Linked DNA regions of Mus musculus: region 1 is linked to region 2. Evidence: chromatin loops called from intact Hi-C (ENCODE). Cell type or tissue: gastrocnemius. All regions are shown on one strand. Each heading gives the region's core, and the rest is flanking DNA. Links, peaks and the distances in the headings are about the cores only. Region 1 has its middle 4.3 kb from the start of Lsm14b. Region 2 has its middle 3.9 kb from the start of Gm46782.

Evidence for each region. Hi-C counts contacts between places; a loop is a spot of excess contacts. Peaks named below come from ENCODE experiments on the same cell type or tissue, not always from the same donor. Only the 100,000 strongest peaks of a DNase experiment are listed, where the experiment ranks them.
Region 1: it touches region 2 in a loop (2.3-fold over the local background); 1 of 42 quality-filtered maps calls a loop at or near these places.

The regions. Positions count from the first base shown.
Region 1 is chr2:180,018,480-180,022,861 of GRCm38, reverse strand. No RefSeq gene overlaps it. Among named protein-coding and RNA genes, the nearest start is that of Lsm14b, 4.3 kb to the left of the region's middle. In gastrocnemius, for the core only: no CTCF peak of the experiment used is centred there; DNase peaks (open chromatin) are centred at 1,821, 2,281 and 2,437; H3K27ac peaks cover 2,320 bases.
Region 2 is chr2:180,112,445-180,116,826 of GRCm38, reverse strand. It overlaps a transcript of Osbpl2 not described here. Among named protein-coding and RNA genes, the nearest start is that of Gm46782, 3.9 kb to the right of the region's middle. In gastrocnemius, for the core only: a CTCF peak has its summit at 2,712; DNase peaks (open chromatin) are centred at 1,394, 2,155 and 2,512; H3K4me3 peaks cover 344 bases; H3K27ac peaks cover 3,323 bases.

The DNA.
Region 1 (4,382 bases), core at 204-4,203, 94 kb after region 2:
TTTCTGATGTCCTGCCCAGTACCAGCAATGGAGGGTACTTGCACAGACCCAAGAAAAGGAATAGTTGTGACTGAAATTTGACCCAGGTATCCACTGGAGAAGTGTTTGTTTCCTGGCTGGCGCATCTACCCAGTAATGCTACAATATAGTTCTTTACAAGTGTGCAGGTCTGGAGAGCCTGCTGAGCCCACCCCTTTGGTAATCGTGTGGAGAGATCTATAGAGAGTAGCCAGGGCTTCTGAGGAACTCTGACCTTGTCAGATTCCCTATCTCAGTCTCTCCTTTTCCCAAATGGTGATTTAGCTACTCTGCCCATCTTACTGGAACACTAGAAGTCCCCAGAAGATAATGGCTGCATGAGGCTCTGAGAGTGGCTAGGTTGGATGTGTGAAGAACCTGAGCTAGCTGCAGAAACCTTCGTTGCAGCCATAAGCTGCATGGGAGTAGAGTGCACAAGCCCCAAGAAAGGCAGGGAGAAGGCAGGAAGTTGAACCCCCATCCCACACTTCAGTGCTGGCCAGCTGGGATAACACTTGCCAGTATTCTGGAGCAGGTGACTGTGTGGTGCCACAGAAAACCATTCTGTAACTCAGAAGCACGCCAGATCTCACAGGTGCTTAGCACAAAACATACAAACCAAGAATTAAAGAAAACCACGGTTAGGTTGATGGTCCACGGGTAAAGAGCAATTAAGATCCTGGTGTGACGTATAGAGATATGCCAGGTAAGGAGTCTTGACCTGGCTTCTCCCCACACTCAGAATCTCATCACCACACTGCCGCTGCCGGAAAGTTCTGATCTGCTGCGATCAGAACTGGCTGGGATGGAAAGAGGAGGCACAGGTAGACTGTGTGGGAGGCAGAGAGAAGAGGACGAGGAGCCCAGGGTGGTTGTCTCCTAGCATACTAGTGCTGCATGTGTGACTGCGCTGTAAGGAGGAGGATCTGCATAAGCAGCAATCCTCCTGCAGCCTTACCTGTTGTCCCTGGTTCCAGATGAACTCCATTTCCTACGGTTCAACCAGCCTTCTGTTCTAGAATCTGCACAGTGGGTCAAAGTTCATGTGTTTTGACATCTCCCTCCTTTCTACTCAGCACCCCTTCTCTTCTTCCCCTTCCTGGTCCTGTATTGTTTTGTGAGACAGGGGTCTCTCAAGTAGCCAAGGCTGGCTGTAAACTATGTAGCTCAGATGACTTTGAACCCCTGATCGTCCTGCCTCTGCCTCCCAAGTTTGGGGGTCACAGGCATTTGCTACCACATTAAACACAGGCTTGATGCACAGTAGACAAGCAGTCTGCTAGCTAAGCTCCAGCTTTCCTGATTCTCTTTCTGTCCTTACTCCTTTTTTGTTTGTTTGTTTTTGTTTTTCGAGACAAGGTTTCTCTGTGTAGCCCTGGCTGTCCTGGAACTCACTCTGTAGACCAGGCTGGCCTCGAACTCAAAAATCCTCCTGCCTCTGCCTCCCAAGTGCTGGGATTAAAGGCGTGCGCCACCACTGCCCAGCCCTGTCCCTACTCTTTAAAAATTACATATATTTATTTATTGTATGTGTGGATATGAATCTGTGTTGGGGGCCATTGCACATGCGCAATAGTCAGAGGACATTGTGGGCTTTGGTTCTTTCCTACTGTCACGTTGGTTCTGACGACTGAGCTGAGGTCACCAGGCTTGGCAATTGCCTTTATGCTGAGCTCATCTTTCTGTCCCTTCTCTTGCCTGTCCCCTCCCCTCCGTCCCAGGTGGCTTCTTGTCCTCTCTGTTGCCTTTCTCCTCTTCCCACCCCACTTCCCTGACACCCAGGTTTTCCAGGTTTGGAGCAGCGCAGTGTTGAAGCCGTACTACAGGGAAGCAGAGAGAAGCACGTGGAGCTCTTGACACAATCACCAAGCCTCAGCCACTCTCACAGGTGCAGCCGTTTGAGGCTGGGCTGCTAGTCAAACCTAATGGGGTTCTAGGCAACCCTAGATATTGACTCTCTAAGTGCTGGAGAGGCAGAAACACAGAAAGTGCTTCAAGAACACGGGACAGAAATGGACCTCTACTTGGAGACAAGCCTCTCTGAGACCTCAGGAACAGCTTAGGGTGAGGGGGCAAATTCCTTGGGCCTCTGTTCTTGGATAGAAATAAAAGCTCACTCAGAGCTAGTCTGACCATCTCACACACCCGGCCAAGTGGTCTCCTTGCCAGCCCTGTGAGGTATCATGCAGTTTCATCCTGAGCTGGATGACTTTGCCAGGGTTACACAGCCAGGGGACAGTAGGTAGGGTAGGGCTCTAATCCAAATCTTCTGACCTCTGACCCTTGGTTCTGAGGCTCTGGGCATCCTGCTTTGTGGATCTGTGTAGGCAGCTGATGGGCAGAGGAAGGCTCCCTGAGGCTGGAGCAGGACAGTGAGAGAGGAGCAGCAGATCCTCCAAGTGTTTTCTCTGGCATTTCATCCTAGCTTGGCTCCACAGGAGATGCAAGATGCCTCCCTCCTAGGTAGTTGCCATGACAACCCAGAAGCCTACCTGAGAGCATTCCAGCCATCCTGGGCACTCTTGGCACCTGCTTGTTGGGGAAGGAGCACCTACCGGGTAAAGCCACTACCCAAGGAACAAGGTCATGTAAATGAGAGATGTCCAGATTCTCCGAGCTGGTCCTCGGCTGACCCTAGGACACTCGTCCCTGTTCCGAGGCTCTGTCACTCAGCCCAAGGCTGGCACGCTGGGAAACGGAAGATTCTATTTTTGCTCATAAGCAGGTCTGACTTAACAGCCACAATCCTCTCTTTCTGACTTAACAGCCACAATCCTTTCCCCACCCCAAGAGCAAAGGGCAAATTAGTGCTCCTTGTGACAAAATTGTCATGCGCCAGCAATGGAGGCCTACAGAGTGGGACACACTGTCTGTGTCTGGGAAACCGGGACGGGAGCAGGCAGAGTCTGAGAAGAGGGCTGTCCCTAGAGGATACTGGTTTCCTGGGCCAGGGCTTCTGTACCGTTTAAGTAGGTACCAGGCACTAGATAGGAAAGGTAGCCACTGGGAGTATGTTCCCTACATGCTAAAAACTCTTGCCTTGGAAGCCCTGCAGGTTCAGAAAACTCAAGTGACAGTCATCAATAGTGGTGAGGTTTCTTCTTCCACACCAGGCTGGGCCAGAATCATCTCTGACTTAACAGTTTTACTGAGATACTACTTACTTACTGTAATAGCACTCGAGTATACAGCTCAGTGACGTTCAGATGTGTTCAGAGTTGTATAACCACTACCCCAGATAGAAACCCCAGGCTCATTAGCAGTTTTCCTCTGCTCCCTCCTCTTCTAGTACCAAACAGCTTTAGGGGTTTTTGTTTCCGTTGATTTGCCTGGTGTGGACGTTGAATGAAATTTCATCTGAATGGGATCATGCACAGTCCCCCCTCGCTTGGCAAATGTTTGTCTGATTTCCAGGCTCGTCTGTGGCAGCCTGGATCAGTGACTCCCTTTTGATGATTGGGTAATGTTCTGTTTCATGATGCTGCTTGGCTCGCCGCCTCCTGACAGACATTTACGTTAGTTATTGCCACTGTTTAGGTATTATAGTTCTGCGGTGAACACCTGTGTATTTGCCTGGCTGTTTTTTGTTTTTTTGTTTTTTCTTAATTGATTCACTTTACTTTGATTGCTTACTGCCCCCACCCCAGGCCCAACACCCTCCCACAGTCCTTCCCCCTAGTTCCTCCTCCCCTTCTCCTCTGAGTGGGTGGGAGCCCCCTGGCTATCACCCCCATCCTGGCACATCAAGTCTCTGTGGAGCTAGGCGCATCCTCTCCCACTGAGGCCAGACAAGGCTGCCCAGCTAGAACATACCCCATGAACATTGCCTAGCTGTTTTAATTGTTCTCAGGAATACGGTATCCAGATCACATGGTAATCTATATTTCACACTGTGAGAAGCTGCTGACTATTTGCCAAAGCATGGAGTCATTTATGCTCTTGAAGGTAACCCCCTCCCAGTCCATAGTCCCGAAAGCAACCCCAATAAAACCTCATATTCCCATCATTAGCCATGCGTGAGGCGGATCCTGTTTTTACAGTGCCGATTATGGCAGAGGACAGGGTGTCGACACCTCAATAGCCTATCCTTCCACTCAGGCACAGGGCTTCCTGTTCATCGGAGCGTCTCAGAACTAAGCGCTCACTCTCCCTGACCACATTTTCCCCGGGTCTCAGGTGAGCAAGGCAGATGGAGGCTTCTCTCCTGGTGGAGACAGGACTAGAAACCTCTTTCAGAGCTGACTCCTCACTCTTGCTAGACAATCTTCATGGTTTCTCTTTTTCGTGTCTGTGAGTGTGCTGCGTGAGAGAGCTTATGTACGTCTGCGTGTGTGCAGGTACACATTCACATGTGCATGCACGTG
Region 2 (4,382 bases), core at 262-4,261:
CCTGGAGGTCAAGCCAACTCTGAGGGCTTAGAATGGAGGCCAGAGGCTCCCTGACAGAATCCCTCTGTCTTCTTGACTAGGGCGGGAACTACCCCTTCCTCAAGGGTGGGCCATCTGCCTGTGTCTCGCAAGACCCACGCAAGGCCTCCCTTGACCACAGCTGGCGCTGTGGGTGGTCACAGCCAGATAGCAACACGAACCCCATCATCCTGTTTTCCATCCTCACCCCTGACGGAGGCAGAACAGAGATGATCGCTCCCCATTCCAGAAGGGAAACTAAGGCTCAAGAGCAGCAGCTCGCCCAGGGACAGGCTACCAACCACCCACCCTCTGCCCTTCACCCACTCCACTCTTACCTCTTTGCCAGAATGCTATCTCTTCATCTCAGCCTGTTTGTCCGCCAGCTGGGCCAGGGTGTGGCATCCAGGAACTGGGGTGCCTTGTATGTGGCCCCACCTGGCCCCTGCTGCTGAAGCCAGCCTGAGGCCATCTCCACCCCAGATTCCCAGGTCCCTGGCAGAACACACTTCCAGCTCTCTTCTCAGCCATGCCATGGAATCTTCCGTGGGGACAGGAAGTAGGCTGCCAGTGGGCAGCCTGACCACAGAGGCCTGGACCGGCTCACGTGGCTCGGCTGATTCTTCTCAGTCAACTTTCAAGTCTCCTCTGCAACGTGACGATGCTGGCTTCCCTGTCGGGGAGGGTGGGTATTTTTAGGTTGAACCCGCCTCGTGAAGAGACAAGTTATCAATAGCAGCAGAAAAGGGCTTTTTCTTATTCTTTTTCCCCCTGTGGCTTTGGGACACGAACAAGCTGCACCTATTAAACTCTGCCAAAAGGAAGCAGGAAAAGTGGTGTTCCCCATTAAACTTTTCACCCCAAAGTTCCTTCTATGTGACAGCAAGCCCAAGCCATCCCAGGCTAACCCCAACACTCCTTCCTCTTTTGGGAAGCTACCCTAACAACCTTCCTAGTGACAGGTCCTGTAGAGGTCAAGGAGTGAGGATCCAGAGGAGGTGGAAAAGGAGGCCCCACAGACTCCCTTCTAAGCACCAAGGAAGCTACTGGCCCGTTTCTCATTTCCCAGTTCTGTGTGCCCCACTGTAGGCTGAGTGCCCTAGAGTGGATTGTGTCAGCTAAATGCTCAACTACTCATGGCAAGTGATCAGGAGGCCCCCAGGAGTCTGCCTACCTGAGGTCAGGAGGCCTCACTTGCTAGTTAGCTACTGTTTCCTGAGATCAGAGGGATGTGTGAAAAACCGGTCAAAGCCAGCACGCTTCTTCCTCCCCCACAAGGCTGACCAGAGTGTGTGGAGGCGCCTGCACGCAAAGAGCCCAGCTCAGACCCAGCATGTGCGAACACTGAGATTTTCTTGACAGGTCACTAGAATGGCATCCTGCCTTGCTGAAGGAAACATTTGAGCCGACTTGGCTGCCTGCCCTTCAGGAATGGTTAGCAAGCACTCCATTTCTGAAGAAGCCCAGAATAACAAAGGCTTCAACAAAATAGAAGTGTGCTTGCTCCCATGTGACAGGAGCCCAAGCTGCCCTGTCTCACTCCTGCTTTGCTGTATAACTCAACAAAGGTTCCTTCCAGTCTCATGTCACGCCATGGCCCAAAACAGTGGCTGGTGCTCTAATCATCACACACAGCTCTAACCAGAAAGGAAGGGATGAAAAGAGGGAGGAAGGATAACATTGCTGCTCCCGCCCCCAAGATAAATCAGCTTGAAAATCTGCCCCAGGAGCTGAGGAAAGTTCAGCCAGTGAACCAGTGTGTCCCTCTTCCCAGCTGTACTCTGACTGGTGGAAAGTGGGTTTCTCTCTCTTTTCCCAACATCCATTTCTCCACTTACACTTCACTAGCCAGGACACCATCCCCTGCTACTTTGACAAGGCTGAAGCATTCTACCTGAGGGTGTCACTGGCCTAAGTAAAACAGGCTCAGAAGAGATGATTACAGTGGTCACTTGCCTAGTAGGCCTACCTGCTGGCCTCACCTTGAGTAGTGTCTGAGACTGTCCACCCCCACCCAGGCCCCAGGGGCTGGGACTTCAACCCCCACACACACATACACTAAAGCCCATAACAATGGAATTCCACGATACCCTCCTGGGCCAGTGTGGGACGGATGCCAGCCAGACTCCATCTCATAGTCTTTAGGGCAACTCCATACCCAGCATGGAGCTGGCCCAGGGAACTATGGTTCCTTCTTCCTGGCTGTACTGGAGCTGATGGAAGATGGGTCCCTGTCTTTCTTCCCAGTATCCCCTGAGCACCTGCCACACACTGACCCTGCCTTGGACCCTGAACACAGATGCAGAATACACCTGAGCAAAGAGAGGTCCCGGATCCTGGTCTAGGATCCACAAGTCCCAGGGACCCATATCGGGTGGCAAGAATATACGCACATCCTCGTGCAGGGAACTGGCAGGGCAGGAGAGAACTGGAGGAGCGACAGCTGGGCTGGGTTAGATTTAGCTTGCTGAGAGCCAAATGCGTTGGCCGGAGCCGCTGGCTGGGCCTCGGTGCCAGGGAAGCTGCATACCGGATGGGAGGGGCAGGTTAAACACGCCTGGGGAGCCTAGATGGAGAGCAGAGATGAGGCTCAGGACAGAGAATGGAGGTTTCTTCTTTCCGGTAGTAGCCCAGGCCAGGGAGGAAGGCTAGCCAAGGCCACCCTCCCTCCCTCCCTGGCACCAGCATGCTTCCTCCATAAGGTGGAGCTAAGGACATAGGGGAAAGGCAACCTGGTAACTGGAGTCCTTCTGGGAGAGGGTATGCACCCTTACCCCATCTTGGGAGAGGCAGTCAAAAAAGACACAGCCTGCCGGGGCGTAGTGGCACATGCCTTTAATCCCAGCACTCGGGAGGCAGAGACAGGTGGATTTCTGAGTTTGAGGCCAGCCTGGTCTACAAAGTGAGTTCCAGGACAGCCAGGGCTATACAGAGAAACCCTGTCTCTAAAAAAAACAAAAACAAAAATAAAAAACAAAAAACAAAGAAAGACACAGCCAAGGACCTAGTGGCCACTGCCTGTGTGCCGGGCTGGGTTACCACAGAGGTCAGGTGCCCTGCCCTGGCTCCTGACCTGTGGTTGAGAGGATGTGGTAGTCTCTCACAGTGTTCTAGTCTAGCCAGGAGCCTCCATGGAAGCAAGCCTATGCCAGTGTGCAAGACCCAAGCTGGATTTACTGCACTGGTATCACTATCTTGAAATTCTTCGGCCACATTTCCTTCTCATAGCAAAATGTACAGCCACGCTATAGAAGGAGTGGGCTGGGCAATGGCTAATTCCCCAACCAGCTCCGTGACTTATCCCCTGCAGGGATGGGGATGGGCCAGGCTATCAGGTTGAGGTTGTTTGGGGAAGATCTGGAGGGGCTTATAAAGGGCCTCATTCTGGTCGTGTTGCCAAGGCTGGGAGAAGTCAGGAAATCCAAGACAACCTTAGCCATGGCTCTAAAGTGACTCAGGGATAGGCCTCCCCAGAGCACCCGTGGAAGACAGAGTTAGCTCAGGGCTTCCCCAATACCCTGGCCTGAAGAGCAGCCTGGCCTTCTGAGCCCTTGGCAATAGGAGATGGTGCAAGTAGATCCTACAGACAACCCAGGAAGGACAGAGCCCAGTGTCCACATGGGATGGGTTTTTACCTGTCATTTGCTCTGTGTGCCTCCATCTTCCTGGGGCTTGGGAAGGTATGTGAAAACCTTCCGAGGGCACCCGGTCATCTGCACAGGATCCATCTAGGAGCTACCTAGACTCCTCCCCATCAGCAGGCTGACCTCAGACAGGTGCACTTGAAAGCCAGATGCAGGGTTTGAGTACAGACCCTTTACCTACCCCTGGACTGTGTGTTGAGATATGAGCCTAAAGGTGACACCCCAAGGAGAGAGGCTCGCCAGGAGAGCAGAGTCAAGAGGACAAGGTAGCAGTTAGGCTCCTAAAGCCAGCCATTCCTAACGAGGTGGATGAAATGACCCACTTTCTCCACTGGGCATGCCTGGCCAGGATCCCCCTTCAAAATGTCACACAAGTCAAGAGTAGTGACACCTTTAGTCCCAGAACTTGGGGAGGGAGAAGCAGGTGGATCTCTGTGAGTTAAAAGCCAGCCTGGTCTACATAGAGAGACCCTTTCTCCAAACAAACAAACAAACAAACAAACAAAAGACAGAGTCTAGCCTCCTTCTCAGTTATCAGGCTCAGCACTGCCGCTTCCCACACATGACCACTGTTGTCCCAACTGGAACAGGTAAGCACTAGCTCCGCCCGGCTGAGTTCTGTGGAGCAACAGCTTCATCTGTCAGCAACCTGTGCAAGCCCTCATAGGTGCCAGTCCTCACTCCAAAGCCCACCACCAGCACCTCAGCCCCACTGTCTTA